3 separate regions of the Homo sapiens genome follow, and regions 1 and 3 are each linked to region 2. The links are chromatin loops, found by intact Hi-C in ENCODE. Cell type or tissue: IMR-90. All regions are shown on one strand. Links, peaks and the distances in the headings refer to the core of each region. The heading gives the core; the rest is flanking DNA.

Region 1 (10,803 bases), core at 3,323-8,322, 1.3 Mb after region 2:
TTTACCGTTTCTGCTGCAACTGATTCATCTGCCCTGTAGTTTTTATAGTCTGCTTTAATCCAATGAACATGTCTCCTTTTGGTGTTTTCTCAATATAATGTGCTTTTTAAAGTGCTCCTTGGTAAATACTGTTTAGGAAATGATGAGGTAGTATACCTAAAATGAAAGCGTATTCTCAGCAAAATCCAAGCACTGTAATGCTATATGTACAAACCATTGACAAATAAGGATAGTTAAAAATGTCATTTTCATTCCTCCCCCCTGCTTCCCAATCAGCCCTGAATATATACTTGCTGTGCAGTGTCTTCAAAAAACAGTGTTGATGCAAATGCATGTTAAACTGGTTTCCCCTCAAATTTCCCCACATGACAATTATTTTAACTAAATGTAATTTAATTCACCCCAATTGCTTTCAACAAAGTATTTTATAATATTCATCTAGAATGTTCCAGAATGTAGGTTGACTATGATTTCACCCATCCATTGTTTTAACCACAGGTGACCTAATGAACAGCAATTCATTTCAATGGTCTGAAAGTTTCCAAAACCTTTTTGTTTTCTGTTAACCCACAGCAAGTTAATTTTAATGATATCATACCCATACACGCACACACACACACACGCACACACACAACACAAACACACATACACAGTGGATATCAATATCTGCACGTCTATATTCCTCTTATCAAGTACAACCCTCAACCACCAGATCGACATATAACTTTTCCATATCAAGCCAATCCTGTCTCAATATCCCTTATCAAAGGAATTTTTTAAAAATTACCTCAATCCTAAATGATTGAGAATTTCTCTCCTTAGCACAACTTTTCTTCTTACAACTTTAGCTAGTAACATTTTGTTCCTCAGCCATCCATGTGCATGTGTGTGTGTGTGTGCATGTGTGTGTGTCTCAATAAAGTGGAAAGCAATACGTTTCCAAGAGAATTAAAAATGTATCCAAACCATAAAAACTCTAGAAGAAAACCTACGCAATACCACTTAGGGCATAGGCATGGGTAAAGACTTCATAACTAAAACATCAAAAGCAATGGCAACAAAAGCCAAAATTGACAAATGGGATATAATTAAACTAAAGAGCTTCTGCACAGCAAAAGAAACTATCATCAGCGTGAACAGGCAACCTACAGAATGGGAGAAAATATTTGCAATCTATCCATCTGACAAAGGACTATTATCCAGAATCTACAAGGAACTTAAACAAATGTACAAGAAAAAAACAAACAACCTCATCAAATAATGGGTGAAGGATATGAACAGACACTTGCCAAAAGAGGACATTTATGTGGCCAACAGACATATGAAAAAAAGCTGATCATCACTGGTCATTAGAGAAATGCAAATCAAAACCACAGTGAGATACCATCTCACACCAGTTAGAACAGCGATCATTAAAAAGTCAGGAAACAACAGATGCTGGTGAGAATGCAGAGAAATAGGAATGCTTTTACACCGTTGGTGGGAGTTTAAATTAGTTCAACCATTGTGGAAGACAGTGTGGTGATTCCTCAAGGATCTATAAATAGAAATACTATTTGACCCAGGAATCCCATTACTGGGTATATAAACAAAGAATTCTAAATCATTTTGCTATAAAGAGACATGCACATAAATGTTTATTGCAGCACTATTTACAATAGCAAAGACTTGGAACCAACCTGAATGACCATCAATGATAGACCAGATAAAGAAAATGTGGCACATATACACCATGGAATACTATGCAGCCATAAAAAAGAATGAGTTCATGTCCTTTGCAGGGACATGGATGAAGCTGGTAAACATTATCCTCAGCAAACTAACACAGGAACAGAAAACCAAACACTGCATGTTCTCACTCACAAGTGGAAGTTGAAAAATGAGAACACATTGACACAGGAAGGGGAACATCACACACCTGGGCCTATCAGGGATAAGAGGGAAAGGGGAGGGAGAGAACTAGGACAAATACCTAATGCATGTGGGGCTTAAAACCTAGATGATGGGTTGGTAGGTGCAGCAAACCAACATGGCACATATATAACTATGTAACAACAAACCCGCACACTCTACATATGTATCCCAGAACTTAAAATAAAATAAACAAATAAACAAATAAACAAATAAATAAATATATTCAGATGCCGGCTTCCAATTGCATTCTAAATTTTTGGATATGTTTATATAAACTAAAGAAACTAGAGTCACTTAAAAATGTTATTTCCCCCCTACTTCAGTCAGACAAAAAGAATTCACAACGACCAATGTCCACATGGTTAGTTCTATCCTAATGAAGGGCTTTAGCACCATGGCAAACTTTTCAGATCAACAGCAAAATGTATTTAGTTATAAGTAGATCCAAACTCTACTGATGATGCCAAACATTTTTGTAATAAGAACTTCCCTGCATTTTTTCCAGGAAAATAGAAATGTGGTTTGATTCATTATATGAAAATTTGAAAAATGGTGGAATGCTTAGAAAGCATTTCATTAAGTTTTCAGTCAATCCAATAGAAATCTATAGCTTGCCTAGTGATAAAAAAAGAGTGAAGAAAAAAATCTCAATTTTTTATTGGAATAAGTAACAATAATTGAATTCCTAGTATGTTCCACACACATAAATTGTCTAATTCTCACAACATATAAAATAAAACTATTAGGTTCTATTATTATTCCCATGTGGAAAATACTGAGGATTACACAGAGAAGGAAATATTTCAAGACAGAAGCAATGCTGTACCACTGGAGGACATGGAGAAGCCTTCTACCCCAGAGTATACAATGAAGGGCTGCACTGTATGGAGAGAATTTGAAAACAATAATAAAAGCAACTGAAAGTCAGCCTGCTTTATATTATGAATGTGCACTGATAGTGATAAAATATTTCTCCCAGAAATAAAAATTATTTAAAATATTAAAAAAATCAAATTCTAAACAATTGCTACAATTGCAGTTGAGTTTTCAATTAGCTTACTCCTATTATTTACTCTTAAATAAACATTGTATTCTATGCAGTCATTTTAAAGTAGAAAACACTAATCATGTTTGGATGTGCAATAAGCCCAAGCGTATCATTACACCATTAACAGAGAATGTATATTACCCATCACCAGTAACCATGCCACAGCAGGTGAGTTGCTGGACTTTCTCTGAAAGCATTCTTGCTCTTTCTCTAGGAAACTAACATCATGGTTACCTTTTTTCCCCACAGTCTGTATTACCTAAGTATATCAAGTCATTGATTAATTAATTATTAATAAGTAAGGTGGTATTATGAATTAGATGGTGATTTTGAGAGCATTTGGTATAAATTCACTAGAGAATTTTGGATTTCCCAGGGCATGGTATGCAAATCACTCTTTGTAGTTTTCTGAAGAATATAGAAACATAAGGAAAACTGGGGAAAATATGCCACTTCATCATCACCTGAGTCAATGCACAGTTCCTCCCAAATGCAAGATCTCATGAATCATGGTAGAAGTTGGAAAATTTGGTTTTGGCCTGAGCAAGTTCTCTGTCAAATATAAAATTATAAAGTGGATGTGTTCTCTTCAACTATGTGTTGGCTTTTCAAAGATTCTAATAATCTTCCCCTCAACATATTGGTCATGCCCAAGTATTGCATAGATGGGAGGTCTAGAAGGAGTCAACTGGTCTAAGGTTTATGATAATGGTCACAAACGGCAGGGCATCCCCATCAGCCTTACAAGCTTATCTCGTTGGATTGCACTAGTTGTGCCCAGGGGTGGTGAAAGGAAAGGGTACTGAGGAGCTGAGGTAGGAGGAAATTTTCCCTGCATCCTCCTCTCTCATCATGTCCCAGCACATGGGCCTCCTGAACAATCTCTTGTATCTACAGCTTGATAATGCCAAACTAACTGGTCTATGAGAATCCCGTCTATGCTCTTGCTGTGTCACCCAGGCTGGAGTGTAGTGGCGTGATCATGGCTCACTGATGCCTTGACCTCCTGGACTCAAGCGATCCTCACACCTCAGCCTTCTCATGCCAGATTCTTTTTCTTTACTTTTTCTCTCTCCCTTTTTTGTTTGCTTGTTTGTTTATTGTTTGTTTGTTAGAGACAGGGTCTCCTTATGTTTCCCAGACTGGTCTCAAACTCCTGAGCTCAAGCCATCCTCCTGCCTCCACCTCCCAAAGTGTTCACATTACAGGCAGAGCCACCACACCCAGCTACTATCACTATTTACTTACTCCTGAATTATTCCCAAACTATCTCCCAAATCTCTAAAGGACTAGAGAGAAATTAACCCACTTCTGTGGCTTGTACATACATAGTCATACTAATCCCACCTCTGTCTGCTCTCTTTAACTTTCTAGATATCACTGAAGATGAGGAGCCATGTCCCTGAGCAGCCACACACACTTTCCAACTATGGCCTGCACCCAACTTCCTCTTATTTGCTTCAGTTATTATGTGCACCTTTTGCATTTTGCCACTTAAAATGTTGTTCCAAATTGGGGATTTTGAGGATGAGTTACACAGTCTCTCTTTTCTGGGAACTTTGCTCCCTCCAATGTGATTCATATGACTGTGGAGGAAGGCTCCCAGCAGTCATGTTTGTTCCCTGGGATAGTACATGCTGGGCACAACTGTTAGCTCAGGGTGGGCACCTGACCCAATTAGGATAGTCAGAGTCCCTTCTCTTAAACTCTGTGAATAGCACGAAGAGATGGTCTCCTCAGCTGAAGGAACTTTCTTAGGCAGAAGACAAGGAAAACTTGTCAGCTATGTGGGCACCTTATTTTCTGCATATTGGCCAGGAAGCTCATAAAACTGGGCCTGAGGAATAGAGGGAGAAGACTGAAGTGACCATGCAGAGAAGAGAGAGAGAAAGAGAAAGAGAGGAAGACACTGGGCTCTTGTGTGCTTCTGGCACAGAAGAAGTGCTCAATAAATATCTGTTAAATGAACGCATGAACAAATGTGAGAATGACTCCAAACAGCTGTTCATACCCTGACTCCAAGATCTTCCTAAGGTCTGTGAGGAATGCATTATATTAAAATAACAATAAGCTTTCCATTTTAGTTAGGTCACTCTTTTCCTTTTATCCAAAAAACTAAAGAAGAAATATAGTTTGTTCCTATACATCCACTAAGGTCAAACTCAGCTAAAGAAATCAATGTGGTAACATTTACAAATCCCTTTCAATTTCAAGTCCATAAAATAGGCAATTTGCTTCTATATGACTTTACACATTAGCACCAAACATTCTGAAATTTGGCTTGAGAACATTTACCTACAGAGGAATCATACTGGGAAAATTACACACACACACACACACACACACACACACACACACACACAGAGTATATCCATCTTTATTATTTATGTAACCATTTGCTATCCCTTTCAAAAATAGAATGATATTGGTTAGAGGCAGTGTGGCACAGATCTTCTTCAAACTGAAGGCCTATAAAATGGCCATAGAATTGTCCTGTTTCTCTGATTAGATGTTTTAGGCATATTATAAGCATCATTCCCATCTTCTTGATATCCTATTATGTATAGGCCATACTGAGCATCACATGATAGCCTAGGACAGTGGTTTTCAATTTGGAATCATTTTGTCCCCAAGAGGACACTGGCAACATCTTGAAACATTTTTGCTTGTTGCAACCAGAGCAAGGAGGTGCTACTGGCACCTAGTGGGCAGAGGCCAGAGATGCTGCTAAACATCCTACCACTCACACACAGTACAGCCCTGAACAAAAAATTGTTTCCAAATGCAATAGTGCTAAAATTCAGAAATGTTGGTCCATGAACCACCCATCCTAAAGTCCTGGAATACAATTAAGCTAGGATAGGTGTACTGTTTGTGACAGGAACAGAGACTGACTGGCTGGTAGGACTTCCACAGAGTAGCTGAGGTGACATAACCATTAGCCAAGCACTTCAAAGAAATACAATAAGACCCCAAGGAACAACATAGCTAATAATATGTCCTCTACATAGATAACAGGAAAACCACCTGACAGACAGACAGACAGGCCATCACCAGTGCTTCTTCACAGAGATTCACTGAACCAGTTTCAACAAAGGTTTAAAGCTTCCTGAATCTTTCTCTCTACACAAAAAGCCACCACCACCACCAGAGAAAAAAGACTATTGTCAGCCACTTCTCTAACTTTGCTCTCACTCAAACACTCACAGAATATAATGCCCATTAGCAGTGGCATCTTCAAGCACAAAAGATGAATATAAGAGTGTCTGGGTATATTCCAGCTAATAATCTAGCAGAAAACAATGTCCAGCGGAGGGGAATTGTAGATGCAAGCATAATTCATACGCTCCTAAAGTATAAGCTTTAGAAAAATCCTGGATCTAATTACTAATATCATTGAGTGAAAATATTGCCAGAGTCTGCAGTATCTGTTCTGAATGAATTCCGTGTTGTTTAAAATCCAAGCACATTATTTAAAACTTTAGCATACCAACTTATGTTAATGACTGCATGTAACTTTAATTCAACCTGACAAACAGTTGGAAATAAAAGATAATTTAACAGCATTCTAATCAATAAACATTAATTATTTTTTCTTAGTTCTAGGCTGATTTTTTAGTGAATTAATGTAAACCCACCTACAAATGCATCTCACACAATGTCATCATATCATAAATCCATTTTATTAACCTGATAAATGTTTATCATCACAATTGCACTACAACACTAAAATAAACTAGGCCTTTCTTCATAGGCTCTGCATCAGCAATTTTCAAACCATAGGTCACAGAGCAATTGTTATGTATCTGCTAATCTATATTTGTGTGCAAAGCCCAGCCTTTGGAATGATGTCTCTCTTACGCTGATTTTTCCCCAAGCGTAGTTGCTGTTGTAATTAACAAAATAAACATTTTATTTAAAATTGTTGAATTAATACTAACATACCCTCCATTGATAGTTGGTCAAATCAATATTATTATCCACTGAGCAGACCATTTTTTGTTATTTTACAAATGAGTTCTTATCTTCAGAATGCTAAGAACCAGTATCCTGTGTGCTAGGAGAACTGAATTTCTGCTTATGTTCCTTGAATTTATGTAAAAAAAAAATGTCAGCTAACCATGGGATATTCCTTCTGATTCCACATTTGCTCACTGTGGCATTCATAGCACAGCTGTCCAAATCCACCTTGGAATTCATATTTTCCTCCAAGATCAAGGTTTAGTGTGCTTAGCTGTGGGCTTTGTTGATCCATTCCTCTTGAACTTCGTTTGGGCCCATAATTACATGCCCAATATAGAGAAAAATGTCAAGAAAGAAACAGATTTCAATTTCAAGCTTCAGAGGAGTTCTGATAATAAAAATGTGGTGAAAATGATGAAAACTACCTTGACTGATGTACTCTTGTTTTTAGGGACAATGTACTATATGGTGGCTGCGAGAAAGGATACGTGTCAATTCTGAGATTAGGCCTTTGCCAGGGGAAGTTGTCATTTTTCAAAAGGAAAAGCTCTTTTTGATGTAGGAAAAATGTCCAGCCATGCTACTTGCTATGCAAAAACAGTGGGATTGCTTTCTGCATGCCAGAAGCAGGGCAAAGGTACAACCCACCCACTGCCGGGGCCCATTAGCATCTTTTGTCATAATACATGGCAAATGGACCAGTAACTACCCACTGCCAATTAGAGTGATGATGAGCCAACCTAAAATAGGCAGGTGAGCAGACTAAGTGCCCCTGTGGTTTGCCAATTACCTAAATTATCTGCAGTAGTTTTAGTGCACAGCTACCATGAATACAAATACAAACCACTCTAGTATTCAGGGGAGTTAGGCACGGCTTGGTGTCAAAAAGCAGAGAGAAAATAAGCAGGATTTTCAGAAGCTGAGTTCTAACAATTGTGATATCCAGTTTCACCCAGATGAAATACTCTCCTGCATTTTGTTTGACAATTCTGTCTCCTCTAGGAAGGACTCCCAAAGCAATGAAGCATCAATTCTGTGCTCGATGTCACCAATCAATTGCACAAATCGCTCCCAGTGATTCTCACTAAATGGACATTGGAATGGATCTACAGCACTGAATGAAGAGTTAGTAGCAAAAGACCTCAACCAAATAAAACTACCTTTACCAGAAAAAAAAAAATCATTCATAGAGAGAAAACAAGAAAGAAAAAGCAAAAAAGAGACTTCCGAGTCCTGCCATTCCCTCAAATTATAAAGAAACATCATAAAAGAAATCAACAGTGTCCTTTGTTGCAAACACTCCAGAGCAATCATGACATCTGAGCAGTAGTCTTGTGAAAAGACTTCATCCTAGAACATCTACTTTGGTAACAGCTCCACTACACTATCAATGAAAACCACTTTCAATTTTCCATTGTTCTCACGTTTGCAGTCACTAGGAACAATGAGATAGCTCAGCACTATTTTAAAGGCACTACAACATTTTCTAATAAAAAATGATGCTAACTTATGGGTTTAACATTTTCCCATCTTTCAGAAAATTACACACGTACTTGCCTCCAAATTTGGCATTGGATGTGGATACACGATCTAATGCCATTATATTCATGTTCACTTAAACTTCTTAATAGGTGGGCATAGAGTAAGCGGTTTCAAAAGAACAGTGCTGTGCTCTCTGGATAACATGCATGGTGGCTGTGCTTAATGTTAATAGCAGCAGTCAGGAATCTGAGTTATATTGCTCCCGTATTGAACTAATATGTGATCTTTGACAAGTCACTTAATCTTTCATCTTTCTTAACTATAACGATAGTTTATCTAAATTATAATAGCAGATAATAATACCTGGCTTGGAGTAATGTGGTAAGACTTGATTAATTGTCATATGTGAAACACTTTAGGGTCTTTGAATAAGATGTATTACTAAAGTGCAAGGCATTAATATTATTCACCCATTAACAATGTTTTCCTGTGTAATGGTCCAATATACTATCAGTTTAAGATACATACGGGGATACTCTTAAGGTGTAGTAAGAGAATAAGCATTTTACCATTCTTTGCATACACTGATGTTGTACAAACCAGCCTACTTTATAGAATATTCAATATAGTTACTAAATTCCACACTGACTGTTTTATTATGCTAATTGATAATCTGGTTGCTCCAAAGATTAAAGAAAAATGAAATTAAACTGAAAAATCAAAGGGTAACAACTTTATAATGCCTCTTTAATTTAGCGAAATACAATTAAAGTCACACAGTGGTAGAATTGACTGTGAATACTAAGATGACTATAATTGACAAAGTAAATGTTACAGAGCCAAGCTGAATAAAAGCAAAGGAAAATGCCAATAAAATTCAGTGTCATGGGATATCTATGTAGGCTCACTAAAATAAACTATAAGACATACATAGATGTCACAGAAAAGGATGTTCTGAAGAATGCTTATGTCACTAGAAAAGCTTTTAGAATCAGATAAAAATGAACACATTTTAAAGTAACACAAACATTCATTGTTGTCCTTACTAGAGGAAAAACATGATGCTGCAAAAGAATTAGACTTTACTAACTAAGCTTATTTATTATTATTACTTGATATTTGTAAACGCATTGGACTCAATATTGCCTGCTTTAAATAAAAACATAGACAAAACATGCATGAGCACACGTGTATATTTGCACACACACACACACACACACACACGAGGTCTATGAGTGCAGTATACAATTTAAATGTCCAATTGAATAATAACTTCGATGAGTTTCCCTGATGAAGCTAGTAGGATTTGGCTTATTCTGTTATATAAGTTTACAATTAAAGTTCTTTACATCATTACAGCCTTAATGGAAAAAATGTGTACACTTAGATACTGTTGGCGGGGGTGGGTGGTATACTGATACAAAGTCATAGGTCAGCAATTGCATAATATCTTTAAAATTCTTATAAAATTCTTCTTCTGGGAATTTAGCATCCATAATGCTGTATTCTTGCATTCTGATTTTTTCACCAAAAATCTTGGAAGGACAGAGTAACCTTTACCAAAGGAAAACTATCTCTGGAGTAAGAGTAACTTTTAAATTCATACAAAAATGTATATATGTTTTGTTTTAGAAATAAACTTTTCCCCAAATATTTAACGAAAAGATGCTACGTCATTCTTACTCCTGCATCTGTCTGTAACTCTCAGCATGCCACAAAGATACAAAGATAGAAATTGTGAAAAATAGTATGAAGTGAATGAACAGGGGACAGTGATGGAGTACAGATAAATGGAAAATCCTTACTTTGGTACAATGGCATCTTTAAGAAACAGGGTGTGCAAGGGTTCAGAGGGGCAAGGGTTAACAAAGTTGATTTGAGACTTTTTAAAATAAATGTACATATTTACTTTTAATTAGCTTACTTATTATAGTAATGTGAGTTTTAAGAACACATATGTCATATTTTAGCAGAACTGACCATACCAGCTTTCTCTATGTGGTGAGGTTATGGATGATTTTTTAAAATAAACTGTCTCTCTTATTTGAATTTTTACAATGTTTGTACTACTTTTATGATTAGAAAAGGAAAAAAGCTATTAACATTTTTGGCAGAACACTGAATGTAGTTGCTTCCTGAAACACTGAAGATTGCTCTAAAAATTCCAATTTTTTTATCATCACTTCTAAAATCTCAGTACATCAAACTTATAAAATAAAAATAGAAAAATAATATTTATATTTATGAACACTAAAGTCCCAGAAGCACCTAAATATGTTTCATATATTTGAACAATACATCTATAGATTTCATGAAAAAAAATTAAGCAAAATTAGGGTCTCCTGAATGTATCACTGGTTGACATAAATAATTATATCATTATTTATAGTGAAATT
Region 2 (10,803 bases), core at 2,062-7,061:
TTCTCCATGTTCAAAATTGCCTTTATAATTGTTGCTTCTTTGCATTTCCGTGAGTTTTAGAATCAGCTTGTTAATTTATGGCTTTCATTGTTTATGTTGAAAAGCCAGCTGTCACTCCTACTGTTGTTACTAATTTGCAGTTAATGTGCACTGCCCCCAACCTGAGATCTTCATTTTGACTTTGGATTTCAACAGTTTTACAATGACAAACCTAATTTTACATGTTTGCATTTATTTGATTATAGAAAAGCAACATTTTATATTTATTATGATCATTCATATATCCTTCACGTGAATTGTCCATTGGGACATTCAACTTTTTGATATAGAGAAGTATTTTATAGTGATTAAAATTTCTCATAGATACTACAATATGTATTTTTTTCTTTGTATTTTAATTGTGCTCAAGTTTAATGTCAGAAAAAAGTAATTATATGTGAAAGTAATTTATGCTTCATGAAAAATACTAACTGTACAGTAAATACGAAGGAAAGAACAAAAAGAAATCTACAATTCCACTATCCAGGGATAACTATTATTAATTTGAGGTGAACATTATTTCAAGTATTTCTTTGTATCTAAGAACTGAGGGAACAAAATCTATAAAGACACCCTGGGGTTGAATAATATTATCTATTAGTTCCTACTGCATAAGAAAACAAAGGACTCTACAAACATGATTGAGTATCTGTGGAGTGCCTTAAATTTTTAAATTGCTTTCAGAACAGCCATTCCACTTGAAATTTACCACGATATATAGAAATATCCAAGGAATTTATTATTACAAAAACGAGGTGATGTAACTGAGATATGGAGGAGTTGGCAGTGGACCTACGGCCTTGCAGCATGGCAGAGGTTGATTAAAGATCAAAGTCAAGTGCTTGGTTCATGAGTCACACTTCTGCATGCAGCATGTTCTTAGAACGACATTACCTGTACTACGATACATCATTAACTTGGTTATCAGGATTTGATCTTCTGGCCATTACTTTTACAAAGTTAAAACAAAAATTAGACATATGTATATTTCCTAGAACTATATTTATGTTGCATGTTTCATTTGTTAGGTTTGAAGGGGAGAGAGTACAGAAGAGACAATGATATTGAAAAGACCTTTGTAAACATTTTGCTTACATGGTTTTCTGACCCTGGAAAATAATCCCTGCATATGAAATGAAACAGACATTTTTCTAGTAAGTCATCATTCTTCTGTGCTGCTGAAGTAATCTTGTTGTGTTCATTGGTATAATTAATTTATCTTAATATCTGTTAGCTATTACAAAGACTATGTATGTAATTTTTTTCTTTTTTTCTTTTTTTTTTTTTTTTTGAGACGGAGTCTGGCTCTGTCACCGAGGCTGGAGTGCAGTGATGCGATCTTGGCTCACTGCAACCTCCGCCTCGTGGGTTCAAGCAATTCTCCTGCCTCAGCCTCCTGAGTAGCTGGTAATACAGGCGTGCGTCACCATGCCCAGCTAATTTTTTTGTATTTTTAGTAGAGACGGGGTTTCACCGTGTTAGCCAGTATGATCTCCATCTCTTGACCTCGTGATCCACCTGCCTTGGCCTCCCAAAGTACAAAGACTATATTTTTAAAATAATAACTACAATTTTAGGAAGAAAAATGTTGAAGGAAAATTTAGCTTATAAAACTACTTTTCAAAAATAATGTAAAAGAATTTATTCTAAAATCATTATTTCCAGCAATACTTCTAGGTCTCATATTATTTGCTATTATGTGCGTATATACATAGACAACTTTGTACTTACTTACATAATGCATGCTTTTATTCAATTTACCTTTTCTGATTCCAAAGAAATCTGAGGCAAATTGATGTCTACCACTGGGTTGCAGATTGTTTTCTCCCCACTTCACACTTCCAAAGAGAAAACACATTCCTTAACACATGTCTATATTCTTAATATCCATGTTAGAGAATGAAATATGAATTATAAGACACAAGAAGTGGTTTCAGCTGCCTACTTGAACAAAAATGGGTTTTAGTTTTTTCTAAATTTCAAAGGAATCACAAAGCATTCCATCACGTCACTGATTACAAAAACATTATTGCTATCTAGAGATTTCCTAGTAAACATTATTTTTAAGTACTCAAAAATAATAATGAATGTTTCAGTTTGTTTTCACACTGCTATAAAGAAATACCCAAGACTGGGTAATTTATTAAAGGGAAGAGTAATTGACCCAAAGCCTGAGGAAACTTACAATCATGGCGGAAGGTGAAGGGGAAGCAAGCTTGGACTTTCTCACATGGTGCAAGGAAGAAAAAGTGAGCAAAGGAGGAACTTGCCAAACAGAAAACTCTATGTCTTTCAAGAACTCACTCACTATCACGAGAACAGCATGGGAGAAACTGCCGCCATTATCCAGTCACTCCGACCAGGTCTCTTCCTAAACATCTGGGGATTACAATTCAAGATTTAGATGGAGACACAAAGCGTAACCCTTTCAATGAGTGTCAAGGAAAACTGAGCAAAAACTTGAAAACTTAAGGAACTGAAATTATTCTGATTCATATTTATATTGAGTTTTCTTTTGAGGTCATTCCTTTTTTTTTTCTTTTATTATTATACTTTTAATTTTAGGGTACATGTGCACAATGTGCAGGTTAGTTACATATGTATACATGTGCCATGCTGGTGTGCTGCACCCATTAACTCGTCATTTAGCATTAGGTATATCTCCTAATGCTATCCCTCCTCCCTCCCCCCACCCCACAACAGTCCCCATAGTGTGATGTTCCCCTTCCTGTGTTCATGTGTTCTCATTGTTCAGTTCCCACCTGTGAGTGAGAACATGTGGTGTTTGGTTTTTTGTCCTTGTGATAGTTTACTGAGAATGATGATTTCCAGCTTCACCCATGTCCCTACAAAGGACATGAACTCATCCTTTTTTATGTTTGCATAGTATTCCATGGTATATATGTGCCACATTTTCTTAATCCAGTCTATCATTTTTGGACATTTGGGTTGGTTCCAAGTCTTTGCTATTGTGAATAGTGCTGCAATAAACATATGTGTGCATGTGTCTTTATAGCAGCATGTTTTATAGTCCTTTGGGTATATGCCCAGTAACTGGATGGCTGGGTCAAATGGTATTTCTAGTTCTAGATGCCTGAGGAATTGCCACACTGACTTCCACAATGCTTGAAGTAGTTTACAGTCCCACCAACAGTGTAAAAGTGTTCCTATTTCTCCACGTCCTGTCCAGCACCTGTTGATTGCTGACTTTTTAATGATTGCCATTCTAACTGGTGTGAGATGGTATCTCATTGTGGTTTTGATTTACATTTCTCTGATGGCCAGTGATGGTGAGCATTTTTTCATGTGTTTTTTGGCTGCATAAATGTCTTCTTTTGAGAAGTGTCTGTTCATGTCCTTTGCCCACTTTTTGATGGGGTTGTTTCTTTTTTTCCTGTAAATTTGTTTGAGTTCATTGTAGATTCTGGATATTAGCCCTTTGTCAGATGAGTAGGTTGCAAAAATTTTCTCCCATTTTGTAGTTGTGTTCACACATTTGTCCGAATGGTAAGCAAAACATTTCCTCCTGTAGCTTAACATAGCCCTTATTTAAAAGTAAATAGCTGCAGGCGAATATAGGTTTGTAGATTTTGTTGTGATTTAAACACAAATAAGAGAGATTTCAATGTAGTCGTCCGGGGATAGGTGGGAGACTAAAATTGGGAAGGGATTCCCAATGAAGGGTTTAATACAAAACGAAATTAAATATTTTTTGCACAGGTTCCATACAAGTAAATCCGAAAAAAAGTGGAGGGGGAGGGGGTCGTCCACACCGCGAATTGTTATGGCGAGGAAGATAAATGTATTACTAAAGAAGACATGGACAGAAGGTGGATGGCGCTGCGGCCTGGCTCCCGCAGACGGACTGCCTTCTTCTTCCATTCGAGATCGCTCGTACCGAACCTCCTTGCCTTCTTCCTGGGTCTCTCGGGGGCTGGACCAATACATCTGCCGATGCCCTGGCCGAATGGCAGGCGACGTCGGGTCCTGGACCCCCACACGCAGCTCAGTACCCACGAGGCCCCAGGCTGCTGGAAGCCTGTAGCTCTGCCGGGGATGAAAGCCTGTCCGCAGTTTCTGCTGGAGTGGTCAGCCTCTGCCGGAAGGGGGCGCCCTTGTCTTTTTAATGGTCCTAGCACACTAGTGGAATAAATCTCTCAGATTCCACATCTTTTGTTTGCTCTGAATTTATTGCGAGTGAAAAACAGAGAAAACCCTCAAGTTTCAGTTTCTGATAGCAGAGTGTGGGAGTTAGAGCATGGGGACTCCAGAGGTCCCAGACCCCCAAAGGTCTCTACCAGGGCCATCTCCGTTAGTGGCCATGGCAGCCCCTCTTGTGGCCTTTTTCCTGCATCACCAAGTCAATCCTAAGCCAAAAGAACAAAGCTGGAGGCATCACGCTACCTGACTTCAAACTATACTACAAGGCTACAGTAACCAAAACAGCATGGTACTGGTACCAAAACAGAGATATAGATGAATGGAACAGAACAGAGCCCTCAGAAATAACGCCGCATATCTACAACTATCTGATCTTTGACAAACCTGAGAAAAACAAGCAATGGGGAAAGGATTCCCTATTTAATTAGTGGTGCTGGGAAAACTGGCTAGCCATATGTAGAAAGCTGAAACTGGATCCCTTCCTTACACCTTATACAAAAATTAATTCAAGATGGATTAAAGACTTAAACGTTAGACCTAAAACCATAAAAACCCTAGAGGAAAACCTAGACATTACCATTCAGGACATAAGCATGGGCAAGGATTTCATGTCTAAAACACCAAAAGCAATGGCAGCAAAAGCCAAAATTGACAAATGGGATCTAATTAAACTAAAGAGCTTCTGCACAGCAAAAGAAACTACCATCAGAGTTATTTTTATTGAGTTTTGGCTTTTTCCCCTTCACATTTATTTAATAGACACTTGGTCATAAAGCATTTGTAAATACAAATTGGGATATTAAAATGTTGTCTTTGTGACACACATTTTATTTTATTTTATTTTATTTTTTTAGAGACAGGGTCTCACTATATTGCACAGGCTGTTCTCAAACTCCTGGTTTAAGTAATTCTCCCACCTCAGCCTCCCAAGTAGCTAGGATTATAGGCTGTTACCACCATGCCTGGCTCCTGTGACACACTTTAAATCATTGTAGTATCCACTTAAACACAAAGAAAATGTGGATTTTTCTTCCCTGAGGTAAACAGGTGGTGCCAGAAACACTGAGAGTACTTTGGAAATGAATTATTGTTAAAAGTATCAAATTTTATATTGTAAAATAACCATATTTACACAACTTTGAATTTAAATGATCGCAGTTTTAATGCTTTCTATTTTCTTCTTGTGTTAATTAAAATCTTTGTAAACTTTATGGTAAAAGGAAGTCTTTGTAACAGATACTTTCATATTAAGGTTAGGAGTGTTATAGGTTAAGGAAGACTGAATTTTACAGAATAAAAAGACAATCTTTAAAATAACATTTCTTCTTAGGGACTGACCAGAAGAAGACTGCAGCAGAATCTGAGTAATAATATAATGTAAATAATATTAATTTGGATTTACCCCCAAGGGAAGATTCAATCCTAGATGGCAATACTAGAAACAAATTTGAGACCCAGTGGTAGAGTAGGGGCTACTGGGAAGTAGAAAAATAAAAGCAAATAGATAATATGATTTTCATCCAACAAATATCCCAAACAAAATGTCAAAATATGCAGAGCTAGTAGCACAATAAGAAATGACCCTCCTCCAACCAAGATACAGTTAAGGGAACTGCAGCAAAAGAGTTGGTGATAAGTATTAAATAATGTTGAATTGAGAACCTAAGACTAAAACACATGTGGATATACACGTGGGAGAATATGTTATTTGTTATAGAGGCTAACAAAATAGAAATATTGCAACTAAAAACATCGGAAAAGAAGAAAGAGACAAAAGTGAAAAAAGCATTAGATATTTTATTGTCTTTGGGATAAAAGATGATGGAAATTAAAGTACGTACTTTAAAGTTGAGAAAACATATAGAGGTCTAAGTAAAGAAGAGAGGTAAAGAAAAAAGCATTCTATAAGGACACTAGAATAAAAATAGCTACTAAAATAAAAATAGTAACGTTCATAATTACCAGAAGAAATTAAAACAAAACTAAATGCATTTACAGCAAAATTAAAACAAACATTAAGCAAAAACAAACTACAAAAAAAAAGTGAAAGAGCCACAATAAATATCACATGATAAAACAAAAGATAACAAAACTTGAGGACAAGCAGATGCATTATATAATACATATAATTGGCCTAACAAACCTACTAAAGAAAAGCCTTCAAATTGGGTCAAATCCAAATTCAGTTGTATGCTTTATACAATTATGTATTTAAAAAGTGATTTCAAAGGCTGAAAATGAAGAAATGAGCCAAGGTCACCTGAAAATGAGACAAAATGTAACCAGGGCTTGTGATCTTGGTATCTGTCAGAATGAATTCAACATAAAGAACGTTACATAAGGTGAAGAATTCTTTATAATGCACAAAGGGCTACATTTCACAATGAAAAATTAAGATTTATAAATATATTCACACAGTGGCCATCTTGATAACATTGAAACCAATGGAGATGCTAGGAAAAACAGAAACAAATAAGATAGGACTTTGAAATAACTGTCAATCTTAGAAGATACAACGGGTATATAAAAGTAATTGAGCACTCAAAAGACCTAAGTAACATAGTAAGGCAGATTTTTTATGAAGACACATGCATACATTGCTCCGCAACAGAAAGATAATAGGTACACTGCATTCAAGTTCTCACGAAATATTGTAAAAATATATTCTATTTAATTTCCTATGTGCCTCCCACGAAATAAAGAGAACTTCAATAAGGTCTGTAATATGGAAATTATACAAAAACCGTCTAATTGTAATGTAATAAAACTAGAAATTAATAACAAGATAAAAAAGATACTTACATCTGTTAGTTAAAAAACAGTTTTCCATTAAACATTTTTGGTTCAAAGGAGAAGTACAAACTTAGCTTACAAAATTTCTAGAACATAATTATCATGCCCTTCTTATATATCAAAATCTATGCAGTATCTAGAGCAATGATCATAGAAAAATCAGTAAGTTTATGTAATTATATTAATAAAGATGAAAAAGACCCAAAATAGACATATTAAACATACAATTCAAAAAGTTAGAAAAAGGACAAAGCGTCCTCCATGTCCCTACAAAGGACATGAACTCATCCTTTTTATGGCTGCATAGTACTCCATGTGTGTATGTGCCACATTTTCTTAATCCAGTCTGTCATTGATGGACATTTGGGTTGGTTCCAAGTCTTTGCTATTGTGAACAGTGCTGCAATAAACATAACATGTGCATGTGTCTATAGCAGCATGATTTATAATCCTTTGGGTATATACCCAGTAATGGGATGGCTGGGTCAAATGGTATTTCTAGTTCTAGATCCTTGAGGAATCATCACACTGTCTTCCACAATGCTTGAAGTAGTTTACAGTCCCACCAACAGTGTAAAAGTGTTCCTATTTCTCCACATCCTCTCCAGCACCTGTTGTTTCCTGACTTTTTAATGATTGCCATTCTAACTGGTGTGAGATGGTATCTCATTGTGGTTTTGATTTGCATTTCTCTGATGGCCAGTGATGATGAGCATTTTTTCATGTGTCTGTTGGCTGCATAAATGTCTTCTTTTGAGAAGTGTCCGTTCATATCCTTTGCCCACATTTTGATGGGGTTGTTTGATTTTTTCTTGTAAATTTGTTTGAGTTCTTTGTAGATTCTGGATATTTGCCCTTTGTCAGATGGGTAGGTTGTAAAAATTTTCTCCCATTCTGTAGGTTGCCTATTCATTCTGATGGTAGTTTCTTTTGCTGTGCAGAAGCTCTTTAGTTTAATTAGATCCCATTTGTCTCTTTTGGCTTTTGTTGCCATTGCTTTTGGTGTTTTAGACATGAAGTCCTTCTCCATGCTTATGTCCTGAATGGTATTGCCTAGGTTTTCTTCTAGGGTTTTTATGGTTTTAGGTCTAACACTTAAGTCTTTAATCCTTCTTGAATTAATTTTTGTATAACATGTAAGGAGGGGATCCAGTTTCAGCTTTCTACGTATGGCTAGCCAGTTTTCCCAGCACCATTTATTGGGAGTGGGGAGGGATAGCATTAGGAGATATACCTAATGTAAATGAGGAGTTAATGGGTGCAGCACACCAACATGGCACATGTACCATATATAACAAACCTGCATGTTGTGCACATGTACCGTAGAACTTAAAGTATAATAAAAAAAGAAAAAGGACAAAGTGAACGAAGTAGGCATACATAAGAATTAAAAATCTGAGTCAAGAATTTGAAAATATAGAAACAGAAAAAATGCATAAATACAAAGGCTGGCTCTTTGAAAAAAATCAGTGAGACACTTACTATTTACACTAGTCAAAAAAGAGGAACGAAAGCAAGCAATGAGAAAAGGAGATAATAACATTTGAAATACAGAAACTAAAAAAATTCCAAAAGTCTACTTTATGCCATTTTATGCAAATTAATCTGAAAATCTGAAGGAAGTGGATAATACCAGTCAACATGGTGATGAAAGGGGACGATAGATTGGAACTCGTAGAAGAATACAGTGGTGCAAGTGAGAGTTCTCTGAGTACTTTTCATATTTTTTTTACTTTTAAGCCATAGGAATGTTTTTATATAAGAAAACATGAAAACTTTAGCATCTGTATAGTAAACAATTATAACTTACTATAAAACACCGAACAAAGAAAACTCTGTAAGTCCTGGAAGACATTTCAAAAAGAAAGCATGAGAGAGAGATATCCAATGAGCACCTTTAGTGAGCTGAGCCAGATACATACCCCTGGACTTTTGAATCATGTGAGCTGTTATTTTCCGTTTTCCCTTTGAGAAGGTTTGAATTTACTCTCTTTAAATGCAACTTAGAGTTTAGACCGATATGATATTTTGTTTTGATAAATACAGAATTGTATCTACATACATCTCATCATGCTCTCATGTAGAAAAATGATTAACTTTTTTTTCTCATAATGAACTGAATATTTGAATGAGGAATTTCAAAGTCTTATGCGCATATATGTACAGAGATATCTATCAAACAGTTCTGGAAGATTATATTTTACACCTAACTTTTCACAAAATAGAGATTTTTCACAAGTGTCATGTAATGTCCTGCAATTTCAACTGCTGAATAGCTCTTAAAGCGTTTAAAGGTATTTTATAGTTGACATAGGAAAACAGCTGATAGTGAAAGAGACATCAACAGACATGTAGTCAATACCAGTAGATTTTTAGAAGATAGATTTCTCCAAGGTGAACTTTTTATTTTCATATCATTTCAAAAATTAACTCTAGATTCAATTTGCTATTTCTACAGAAGTGCTACAGATATCACTAAGAAGTTAGTCCAGGGGGCCTGCTAAGGAACAGAGTTTGATGTTTCAGCAACAAAAATTGTAAACATACGTGATGGCCTGAGCAGGGAGAAACCAGTTGCATACCCCAGAGCAGTTAACACTAATCACTCTGGGTAGAGATAAGAACGAGAAGAACACCTATGATGGAAACTCTCAAACACTTGCTGCCTCAAACCATCTCTTCCAGATGGAGTTAAATAGTCGGTATTAACAGAATTTTCCCTTTCTTTTCTTTCTCATATCCTAAATCAATTAATTTACTTAGGCAATGGAGCTTTGGCTTCATTTCCCTCTCAATGAAAGCTTTGCCTGCAACACTCCTGGCAATTCCAGCCCTGAATTCCTCCTGAGAATATTGTTCACGCTGAGAAATCCTTCATTGTTGGCATGCTCTGTAATAGAGAAAAATAGATACAAGGGTTATACAAAATTATTGGATCAGTATATAATGAACATTTAAATTACAGAAGATCCCAAACCTTAATATGAAGCTACCATTTGTAAATACAGAATAGAATAATGCATGTAAAACTCAAAGGTATCATTGATAGCTTTTTCTCCCTCATTTCAAATGTAATGAGGGCATTATTTAATGAATGTTGTACCTATGATAGAAAGCAGTAATCAAAGATGAAAGAAAAAATAAAGAAAGCGAATAGGGAAATAGGAAAGAAAGAAAGAAGGAAGGAAAAAGTAATTTAAAATCTTTGAATGACCTTTATTTTTCCTTAGCTTAAGACTAAAGGAGTGATTGAGCAACCTCAACTCTAGAAAAACATCCACAAAAATATTCTTTCAATTTTAAGGTTAAATAAAACATTTTTTAGAAGATAAAAGTTTATAAATTATAAAAATGCTATTTTGCGGCAGTAAGACTTAACTGAGTTATATAGCTTCTAAAATACATAGCATGTTACCTAATGTTTTCTGAGAGTTTCACTTAACTTTTTAAAAAGTTTTATTTTGTTTTTAATTGACATACAGTTGTACATATTTATGAGGTACACTGTGACGTTTTGATACATATATACATTGCATAATGATCCAATCAGGATAATTAGCATATTTATCATCTTAAACATTTGTCATTTCTTTGTGGTGAAAACATTCAAAATCCTCCCTTCTAGCTTTTTAAAAGTATACTGAACATTATAATTGACTATAGTCACCCTACAGTGCAAGAGAATACCAGAGTTTTCTGTTCTATCTGACTGTAACTTTGTACCAATCTCTCCACATCCTTCTCTTCTCCCTACTCTTCCTAGCCTCTGGTAACAACTATTCTACTCTTTACTTCTATGAGATCAACTTT
Region 3 (10,803 bases), core at 3,544-8,543, 1.7 Mb after region 2:
CTACCTTGCTGCTCCCGCGCTAATAGGCGGCTCCGCCTGGCCTCATTGCGGCGGCTTCCGGGGGCGGTGGGCTCCTAGGGGATGGCTCTCGCTTGTCCCCGGCTCCCGCTGGCTCCATGGAGCGCAGCACCACCCTGGGCCCAGCTCTGCCTCCTCGCTGCACCCTCCCCGCAGCAGCAGCCGGGGAGAGCAGCAACATGGGGCCAGGGTCCGAAGCAGCAGAGGGTCCAGGCCTGGGAGCAAATCCCGCCCCACCGTGCGAGGGTAGGGGCGGCTCAGTCAGCTGCATCGGGGATGTGGGGCACAGGGGACCAACCACTGCCATTGCTGCTCCTGCAGCCACCCCTGCTGCCACTGCCCACGCCTTCCCGGCTGCAGCCAGCGTGATGGCAGTGACGGCTCCAGATGGCCGGCAACTGCCATCAACACCAGAATGAGAGAGTGAATGAAAGCCCCTTCTGGTAGTTGGTCAGGATTTTTGCTGGCCTACAGGTAAAGTGCCTAACAAAAATCCCAAGCTAATTCCAGCCTGTCATAGATGGCTATCCCACAACAGGACAAAAGACCACTTTCAGGGTATACAGTATATTTCATCAAAATGTGCTCAATACCCATTAGAATAGTGTGGGTCATAAATAGTCATAGCTATTAGATAATGTATCATTGAAATTACATTGAAATTAATAATGATATTATAATATCATGTATATATTGAAACATGCCAAGGAAAGCAAACACATTTACCTATTTATATATATATATGTGCATATATATGTATATATACATGTATGTACATTTATATGTATGTATATTAAATTCAGTATAATTTGAAAGCTTTGAAAAGTACTTGAGGTGGCAAAGCAGAAGGATAGTAAATTAGTTTTTATTGACATTGGTAGATTTAGGCTACAGCTTGTTTTTTCATTCATTAGCCTAAAGAGAAAAATTACAAAATTATGCATAGTGTTTTATCTACAAAACAAATTTATAACTAAGTCGTCTAATGTTAAAACTGACGTTAAATGTCTTACATAAGTCCTCACAGGGCTAAAAACTTGATCTAGACTGAGAAAACATGTAGACATGAAGATAAAAGCAAGAATAGTACATTCGGTTTCATGTTGGAAAATATATCTACCTTAGAGCCCATGTTTCAATATCAGCTATGTAAACAAGTCTTTAAATCAATTTTATTCTGAATTCATTGTTGTATTCTGACCACCTTTAACAGACCTTCAGGAGATGTGCAATCTACTGGAAATGTGCACCAAAAGAACTTTGGTGGCAAAAAAAAAAAAAAAAAAAAAAAAAAAAAGCATGCTCCTCAAGTTCTCTCCTGTTGCTTTGGAGCAGACAGATGGACGTCTATCTTAGTGAAAAGCTTTAAGAGCGATTCCTATGAGACGCAAAAGCTGAGCATAGGGTTGAGAGCGGAGCCCCAGACACTGACCAATTCTAGCCCCCTACAGAGGACTTGTAGGACCTTGAACAAGCTACTTAACCTTTCGAAATCTACAATCTCCTTATCCTTAAGGTAAGGACAATAGTGCCTGCCTTTCGGGGCCATGAGGAGAAAATGAGATAGCACCTGTTAATCTCTCAGTGTCATTGTGGGCTGGCCTATGGAAAGCATGCAGGTGCTGGGTTTTCCTACCTGCTATAATTTTCATCATTCTTTAATTATTATTATATGCATCTCCCTTGCAAAAATGAACACATGTAGGTTGGGTAATCTTTGACATTTTTAAGTTAATTCTTACTGCGTTTGTCCTTTTCCCAGTCAGAGTTGTGTCCTGTGTTTTAGGGCTGAAAGCAAAAGTTGACTAAAACATCCCTGGGCCACCCCCTGGCTTTGGTTTCAAATGCTTAAATTCATAAAGGACTTTCTCAAAGACTTTTCAAGGTCAGGTAGAAAGTGGAGAATAGCAGGGCCTGTGTCTTTCTCCACAGTGTGTCCCAGGAACATCTCAGGACCACAGAAAGCAATTGCTTTGTGGTGCCCCAAGTGAAGCTGGTTTGGAGTTCTCAGGCTCAGCAAATATTTCTGAAACCAACCTGGCCTGGAACAAGAAGAACCACCATTTTTTGAGAACCATAATGACATCAGTGTGACCACTGTGACCTGAAAACAAGAGGGCGGTCTGTGAACATACTACTGCATATATTAGGTTGGTGCAAAAGTAATTGCTGTTTTTGCCATTGCTTTAATGGCAAAAACTGCAGCTACTTTTGCACCAACATAATAAAATTCCGGGCTTTTGTATCAATCTTCCCAGGAAGGGAGACATAGTAACGAAGGAGACTAAATTCCCTGCCACCCTGGTGTGGTGGGCACTCAGGATAACAGAAAAATAATACAGAAAAATACAGAATAATACAGAAAGATAATATGACATTTCTTGCACAACTGCATGTGTTAGTATACATATGCTCATATATGTACACGTGCACACACATTTATACATAAGGAGAAACATCCTGATTTTGGTAATTCTGGCAGATGATGGAATTCTTACTTTACAGACTGAAGTGAAAAGATGACAACAATAGCAGTATCTATTCTGTGCAATATCCATACAAACCAGAATTAAACTGATCTAACCTCCAAAAAATTTTCACCATTCACATTACTGCATTTAAAAATATCATATCTCAGAGGGCTCAGTAAGTTGATTGCTTATTGACTTTCCGGTGGGTCCATATAGTGTAATGAGTCTTTATATCTCTGTTTTTATATTGCTTATTGGATTTTTAAGATTAAACAAAGCCTATGAGAAAAATTATAGTGTTGGAAATTAGAAGAGGTGGTCAAGTGAGTACATTATTATCCTATCAAAAATACATTTAAATTTTCCAGAATAAATATTAAAACACTAGAAAGGTTACTTTTTAAAAGCTTCTTTTATAGAATTTGAAGAATAAAGCTTCTTTTAACAAGCAGTTCTTTATAAATTGACTATCTTTTTACAATGTTAGTTACCATAATACAAATTTCTATCGCCATGTAAAAGACTAACGGCCTTCTCCAGATTAGGTAATAAAGTCAGTTCCCAACTTGAATGAATTTGTGCCATTATATAAGAATTATAATGAGACTTTCCTCCTGGAATTTAGAAATAGCAGAAAAATTTCATGTTTGACTATAAAACAGTATAATCAGAATATTATTATAGAGGCAAAACTGATGACGACACCCCTCTATTTAAAATACTTTTAAGTGACTCCATAGGTCAGTGGCTAGAGCAATGGTCTTGTGAAACACTTCTAAGGTTTCCCATTATTCTTAGACTAGAGACCAACATTTTCAATATGGACTGTAAGTACTGCACTGGCCTCACCAGCCCAATCACATGCCACTCTTCCTCTTGGTTTCTGTCTCCACAGGCTTTGTTTCCTTAGCCAAAAACACTTATCTCCTGCCCATCTGGCTCCTCACTGGGCTAACTCTGTCCTATTCTTTCTCCTATTGTGTGTATTCTAAAGTATGCTACACTGGTCAGGCACAGTGGTTCACACTGTAATCCCAGCATTTTGGGAGGCTGAGGTGGGAAGATTGTTTGAGCCCAGGAGTTTGAGACCAGCCTGGGCAACAAAGTGAGACCCCATCTCTACAAAAACTGAAAAAGTTAAAAATAAAATAAAGTATGCTACATATCACCACAACATTCATTCTTCACATAATCAGTCATTCAGTGTTTGGCTTCCCCTAAGTGGTTCACTTATTCACTGCTGTATTGAGCCCTAGATTGAGCAGCAACAACTCAGAATCCTATTTGCTGAAGGAGTGACTGATGTCCCCGTGACACCTGATCCCAGCTTTCACTCCAGCCCTCTCCTCCACCACATAGAGACATTATGAAAGCATCCCCTTCTTGCAGTGAGTGAACAGAATCTCACTCCTCACCATAATAATTGCTCATGTGTTAGGGACCCATTCCTATGTTATTCTCAAATACTACATTTGCTTTGGGAAGAGTTGTTGTTGTTGTTGTTTTTAATTTCACCAAGCCAGCTTAAACTAAAAAATAATAATAAACTAAAATAAACCTCTACTAAGATTTAAATCTTCTTCTACTCTCTGCGTGTTTTTCTTGATAAAAATCATCCTTGAGAAACAATAGTGCTGAAGGGTAGAAAAGCCTCACAAAGAAGACACAGAACAGAGCACAAAGAAGATGATTAAAATCTGTATGGTCCCTAGACATAAAACCTTTTTTTTGAACCAAATCACCTTTATAGAAATTTTTGAATCAGGGAATGTACATTTGCCAGAACAAACAGCTCAGAACATGAATGAACTACATAAATCAGAATATAATCAGTTTTCACTCTGCCTGTTTATTGCTTCTGATGAAATTCTCTTACCAAGTCCTACTGAATTTGCCATTATCTGCTGTACCTGGGAAAAAAAATGATCCCAAAATACCCTAAATAATATTTGAAATGTATTTTAAATCTGGGGTCTATTTGGTTAGTGAGCTATATTACATTTTAAATACGATGCTAGACTATTACGTATTTATTTTCATAGTTTTCTTTACTGATTTGGCACAGTTTAGTTCAAATTGTACTCATAAAACCTAAGACAGACAAATGTTCAGGTCACATTTATTCTGGTCTTTTAAACTGCTCTGTTGTAACTACACAATGAAGCTAAAAGAGACATGGCTTTAGTAGCTGTGAGGATTTCTATTCATTCATGCCAAGTTCCACATTATATTTATCTCCTTGCTATCACTCAAGTACAGGCTCAATTCATTAAAAAATGGTCTTTGTGCTACCCCTATGAATCCATTCTTCTGGCTATATAAAATTAACTCCAAGTTCCCTTTGCATTTGTCTCAAAGTTTTTTGTTTCTTTGCATTCTTTAGTTGTATTTCTTCTATTGCTGAATGAATGGGAAAGAATTTAATTTGTAAATTCTGAGTCTCAGGTCCTCCGGGAGCCTATCTCTGCCTTAGGTTCCTTAGACCAAGGAATTAAAATGTTCCATAAGGTAGATGTTTCTGGACTGTATAAAGGGACCTTTTTTCTCTTAGCCTTAAATTACTGGACTATGAGAGTCAAGTTAATTTTCCTTCAGCTTTTTCTGCTGGGAGTGAAACATTTCAAATTTAAAACCATTTTTCTTTTTGTAAGCCTCAAGTGAATTATAGTTCTATGTGTTCGAGTATGTAAGTCAAAGAAAAGTAAAGTGACAATTGATTGTGTCATCTAGCCAAAAGATAGCAGAGATTTACTCACTCTGGTTGAGATTCAGGGTTAGGTCATGTAATACGATGACCCAACCTATCATAAGAACCAGGACAACTGCCAGTTTCATAAATCAGGACAACCGTGCCTGAGGGAGCGGTACCTACCAGAGTGATATCGCTGCCCCAGCCCCGTCTGGTACAGCTATCTTGCTGAGACAGCACACAGGATCGCCAGTGAAAGGCCTTCCCCATTTCCAATTACTCATTCATGTCAGTAAAGGAGTATGCCACTGTGGGGAAAAGCTACTTTTTTTTAATGGGGTATAATTACATTAAAATATGTGTTAAATTGCTCAAAATGAACTCATTCCTTCCCCCACATACCTATTCCATGTTTGGAGGACCCAGGTCCAGGGTGGCAAGGGGTTTAATCTGGCATTTCCTTTCATGAGCAAGTTATCCTGCAGCAGAGTGGCTCTGTGAGTAGCTATGAGAGAACCATAGTAGAGTGGCTATGTGATTGCCATCATCCAGCCTAAAACCATCAGGAAAATCTGCAGACTCAGAGTCAGGAAACAGAGGACCCAAAAAAAGGGAGTTCTAGGAACTCTTATGTCCTTCTGTGTTTTGAGCTCAAAAGAATTCACTCCCAGGAAGAGTGAGAAAGGCAGCCACCACTTTAGTAAACTCATTCTCCTTCTACTGCTGATTTGTAAACAAGCAGGAAATCATCCATGAAGAGGCTTCTGAGAGAACTGTTCTCAGGCTGTTTGACTTAGGATGAGGAAATGTACTTATAGGGAGGTTTTTCTGAACAAAAATTGCATTCATTTGTATATTTCTGATATCTCAACAGGCAGCCTAAAGTCTCATAAGCACTTCTGAGGTGAGTAGTTTTAGGAATCCAAAAGGATGAATGAGAGAAGTGAGAAACAGGAAGTGGGCATCAGGAGCCTAGGCCTGCCATTAAAGCCTCAATAGATTTATAAATTGCCTAACATATAAGTAGGATGAAAAAAGGAGCTAGAGTTATTTTTGGTTTCTTCTTCCATTTGTGTTATTTCCATGATCAATTACGTATGTTTCATGGATAGAGTTTCATTAATCATACACCGTATTTATTAAAAGCTGAGCAAATATGAAGCCTGAGTGTCGACCTTGGCTAAGATGAGGAAGACTTCTTCAAATTGCAACACAACATCACCATCTAGTGTCCAAAACCTGAAACTTAATTCAGTATCACTGACCTATAAAATCACGTACAGCAGCCTCAGGAAGAAACCATATTCAACAGATAAGGAAACTGAAACCCAAAGAGCTAAAATGATTTGCTCGTGTTCATAGAGCTGCAACTAGCCCAATCCTGGTTGCCCAAACTCAATTCAGTGTGACAAGGGAACATAACAGCTATTAAGCATTCAGATATTCTCAAGACAAAAGAGAAGATTCTCTTTTATAGCAGTCTTCACCTTTAAACAGATCTACCCTCAAGTTAGTGTATTAGAAGATAGCTACAACGGTATCAAATGTGGACAACTAGTTAGGAGGAACTTAATATAGATATAATTAATATAGATATAATTAAACAAACATCCAAGTTTATTTAAACAGAATAAAACAATAAGAACAGACAAAACTATAACAGCATTAGGTAAAGTATTTCCCAAAGGGCTTTAGTTAATAGCCTGTAAGATTCAGTACATCAATATCAAAGGAAATATATACCTTACTCATTTAATATTTTGCTTGGAAGTCAAAAGAAATGTTTTGAGTGTTTGTTTATCATTACCAGCTGTTCTGTCTAAACCCTCAAGAGATAGATTATAAGAGGAACTGAAAACAAGGACTATGGTGAGTCTCCTAATATTAATTGATGACTCTCTTAATATTCTATTATACAGATAAATTCTTCTAAACATCACATTTTAGCCTCTTCTAAGGTTTGTACACATCTATATCATTTATGAACCCATATCTAGCAGGATGTTTCTGTATCACAGACCTCAGGTTACTGTGGACTAGATTGGAGAAAGTGGGAAAGTACTTGGATGCAGTTTACTTTTCCATCTCATTCACAGATCCAGCATCAAGCAGATTAAATGTCAGTCTCTGTCCCTGCTTGCCCCAAAGGCAGGTTTTGTTCTGAGGTCTTCAGCCTCCTTCCTCCCAGCTGCTCCTGGGTTATCAGCAGCTAGTGTTCAGTACATACGGTGGAGACAGCTAATCATGCTAAAAATGCTTATGGCAATCTTCTGCCTTATGCTTGTTGGCTGACCTGTTATCTTTGTGCTTCTTCATGCCTTAGCTGACCAGTTGTGACAAAACCCCCTGCCAACTTGCTTAGCTGGAGTCCTGTCAGGGCCTCCACTGCCCTTCCCGCCCCAATTCCACTCTTGCCTGAGGGTTACAAGTTTTTAATCAAAGCCTTAATGCCAGGATTCTTAAGAAGGGGCAGGGAGCTTATCAGAATCACCTGGGGAGATTTTCCTAATTATAGCCCCCCACACACCTCATCTTTTCCTTACAGAGGGAGTGTTCCGTAACCCTCAGGTACATTGAGGAGGGAAAAAAGAAGTTGAAACCCATTGGCTTCAAGCAATGAGAGTAGTGAGGTTAATCTTCTTTTGATTCAGATGGAAAATATCTCAAAAGAGGGAAATGAAACCTTGTCTCCTAAGGATGAAACTATAATAAAACCTTAATTAATTTGGACCCCATTAATTCAAAACGTGTGATAATTAGAAAAATGGTTAGGTTAAAGTTTACCTTTCCTCTAGCTAGGGGAAAAGTGGCTGAAGATTACTTCCCTGTACCTAGGAAAAGTGAATTTGCTAAGCAAATTAATATTTCCAAAGAGAAAAATGTTTAACTGATTGAGCAAGTAAGTAGTTTTCAGGCAATTTAGGTACATTCAGCAGACAAACAAATGCTATTGTAATTATAAATGATCCCTTTCTAGTAATAGAATAGGCTTGCCCAAGGTTCTTTCCTAGGCAGCATTCTAGAAATAAAGTTATCCATTGGAAGTAATGAAATTAAATTTATTTTTGGACTCTACACAATTCTGACTGATGTTTTCTTCATTTAGAACAAACTTCCATGGTTTTACTGAATCCTACCTACTGATAAACTCAGAAAGCAACCCAAGTATCCCTGGCGCCTTGTTTCAGCCATCAAATGTGTGCAAGTAGTATATGTTCAAGTTCTTATTTCAGCAAAGAGAAATAGTCAACGCTTGGGAAGGAGTAGGAAATCAGGGGCAGGGGGTGAGGGGAGGAAGGCTTCACAATATATACATATAATTGGTTGAAAAATAAACATATGTGTTATCTGGAGTTTCTTTTTCCGTTCCATAGGTTATAAAATGGTCTTACTTGGGGTGAGAGGGGAATCAGAAGCTGTGTGATCAAAACGTCTTGAAAAACAGAAATGATGGTTTAGACAAAGTCAAGTGGGTTGCTTTATGCAGGACTTCTAAGAGCCTTTCCTAAGCAAGTGGGCAATGTCTATTTCTGAGAGAGTGGTGTGATATTTCCCAAAGTTATCTTCAAAGGGAATCCTGTCTTCACTGAGCATCCTGGGAACATTATTCCCAATACTACAAGGCCACTCTGGGAAACACTAAACCAGTTGTGTAGCAATTTATAAATAGCCTCAGAATTCCAATAGTTAACTAAAGATTTTCAGTTTACTATTTCTGTTGCCTAATTACTTTAACGCAGTTAACAGAAATAATAACAGAAAGTTATACCCCATATTATTATATTTATCCACCCTATTCCATTTGAGTTTCTTACAATTGCTGGCTGTACCCTGAGGCTCTATGAACTGAAGTTCCTGTGGTTTGATTTAAAATATTTTAATTAAGTGAAGCTTTCTGCCCCCAGGCTTTCTAAAGCAATTTTCAAAACCTCAGAAACAAACAAATAAACATCATACCAATGGTGTTACCACTGAAAAACCACAACCATTTCTAGGCAGGCATTTCTTGCTTTGTTGTACTAAGCATAGAAGTATTTTATTCCAAATGACAACAATAAATCATAAAGTTAGGCAAAGCAGTACCAAAGTTATATGCCTTAGGCATCATGGGAAATACAAAGCTCACCACAAAAAAACCTTCTGAAGCTGAAGAAGTCATTTTATATAGCGTGTATTGTGACTATCTAATTTAGGACTAGGGTTATCAAAGTTTTTCTGATGAAGATTTTTTTTCTGATTTCCCATAAAAGTGTTATGTTTTCATTTTAGGAATATACATGTGCATTTTCTTTTGGTTTCTGGAGGGAATCAACAAGGGTTTCAGGACATACATAGTAATGTTTCTCAACTGTAGTCCCAGTACCAGAAACTTTAGCATTCAGGGAAACAGAAATGCAAATTCTCAGACCCCCAAGTCAGACCTACTGAAAGGGAAATTTTGGAGATGGAGCCCAACAGTTGGTGTTAACAAGTTCCTCCAGGTGATTCTGATGTTCACTAACGATTGAGAACCACCCAGTTAGAGCAGAAGCTTTGATATCATAAAGACTTGGATTTGAAGTCACTTAATGGTTCTAATCCTTAGTTTTCTTGCCTATAAAATGACTTTGAAAAACAGTAACATCACCTGCCTCAAAGGGTTGCTTTCAAGAAGGGAAAAACGAGATAGACTCTACAATGCCTGGCAGCAGCCAGCTTGAAGACAGAACAATTAAGTCATTTATCAGCCCACTATTTAGGGTAGAAGGGAAGCCTTCATTTAGGGAGAAAACTAAGCTTTCGTCTTTTTCCTGCAAATATCATTCTCGAACAGCCAGCTCAGGGACCCCTGGTATGCTGTGAATCCTTTCAGTTATGCTCCCAAATTTTGTTCAGTGTATGAAATTGGTCCTTGCTACTCAAGTGCATATACTTTTATTACCACGGATGTCAGAAAGAATTTTTTGCTGAGTGGGTCTTGTGATTTAGTAAGAGCAAAACTACAGCTTGCTGTGAGTAAGGTAAAAGACAGTGCACCTTTGCCCAAGAACGATTTCATATTGACTGGCCAGGCAAGAACTTGGCCTCTGGAGCACTGCGGGAGTGTTCTCAGGGCAGTGAAGAGGGGACAGTGACAGGTGGGAGTGGGGGTCCAAGAGGCCAGCGTCAGGATGAGCACTCACAAGGGCCAGGGGCAGTGACCTCTCCATCTCACCCCTCTGAAGGGGTCCACTCTTCTTCCTCATTTTATAGATGCAGAATCTGATGACGAGAGTCATTAAGTAAGGGGCCTAGTGTCACTGAGCCAGTACCCAGAGCTCCATCTGTCTACCCTTCACGGCAGGCCCGTCTAGCTCCCAATCCCTGGGGTGCTATTATGAACACGGTGCCATTATAGTCACACCATAGCGGTGATTGGGTTGAAATTATTGCTGAATTGCTTAGTTTTGTTTTGAGCTTTTGAATTCCTTCAAGTACACCACTAAAATTTCTAATATCCCAAAGTGTGCCAAGAACACAGAAAGGATGATAAGCAGTGGGCTAGGTTTTAATGGTAAGTTTCTACTCAGTTATTCTGCCCCGGTGCCTTGCCTTTGGAAACCACATTGCAAAGCTTCAGCCTCCTTTGATCCTGACTCCCACTAA

Evidence for each region. A loop is a pair of places that touch in the nucleus more often than their neighbours do. Peaks named below come from ENCODE experiments on the same cell type or tissue, not always from the same donor. Only the 100,000 strongest peaks of a DNase experiment are listed, where the experiment ranks them.
Region 1: it touches region 2 in a loop (5-fold over the local background); 6 of 110 quality-filtered maps call a loop at or near these places.
Region 3: a loop joins it to region 2, with 4 times the contacts of the local background. A loop is called at or near these places in 8 of 110 quality-filtered maps.

What each region holds. Positions count from the first base shown.
Region 1 is chr6:91,325,231-91,336,033 of GRCh38, reverse strand. No RefSeq gene overlaps it. Among named protein-coding and RNA genes, the nearest start is that of MIR4643, 190 kb to the left of the region's middle. In IMR-90, for the core only: a CTCF peak has its summit at 5,662 (motif pointing left); no DNase peak of the experiment used is centred there.
Region 2 is chr6:92,637,861-92,648,663 of GRCh38, reverse strand. LOC124901495 (putative protein PRAC2) reads left to right here and starts at 3,490. Exons shown (of 1, transcript XM_047419663.1): 1 at 3,490-4,406. The coding sequence starts at 3,859. The coding sequence ends at 4,191. The region is part of intron 1 of LINC02531 (long intergenic non-protein coding RNA 2531); the gene reads left to right. In IMR-90, for the core only: a CTCF peak has its summit at 4,147 (motif pointing right); no DNase peak of the experiment used is centred there.
Region 3 is chr6:90,936,647-90,947,449 of GRCh38, reverse strand. All of the region lies in intron 3 of LOC107986623 (a long non-coding RNA gene), which reads right to left. Among named protein-coding and RNA genes, the nearest start is that of MAP3K7, 350 kb to the right of the region's middle. In IMR-90, for the core only: a CTCF peak has its summit at 6,394 (motif pointing left); a DNase peak (open chromatin) is centred at 6,409; H3K4me3 peaks cover 189 bases.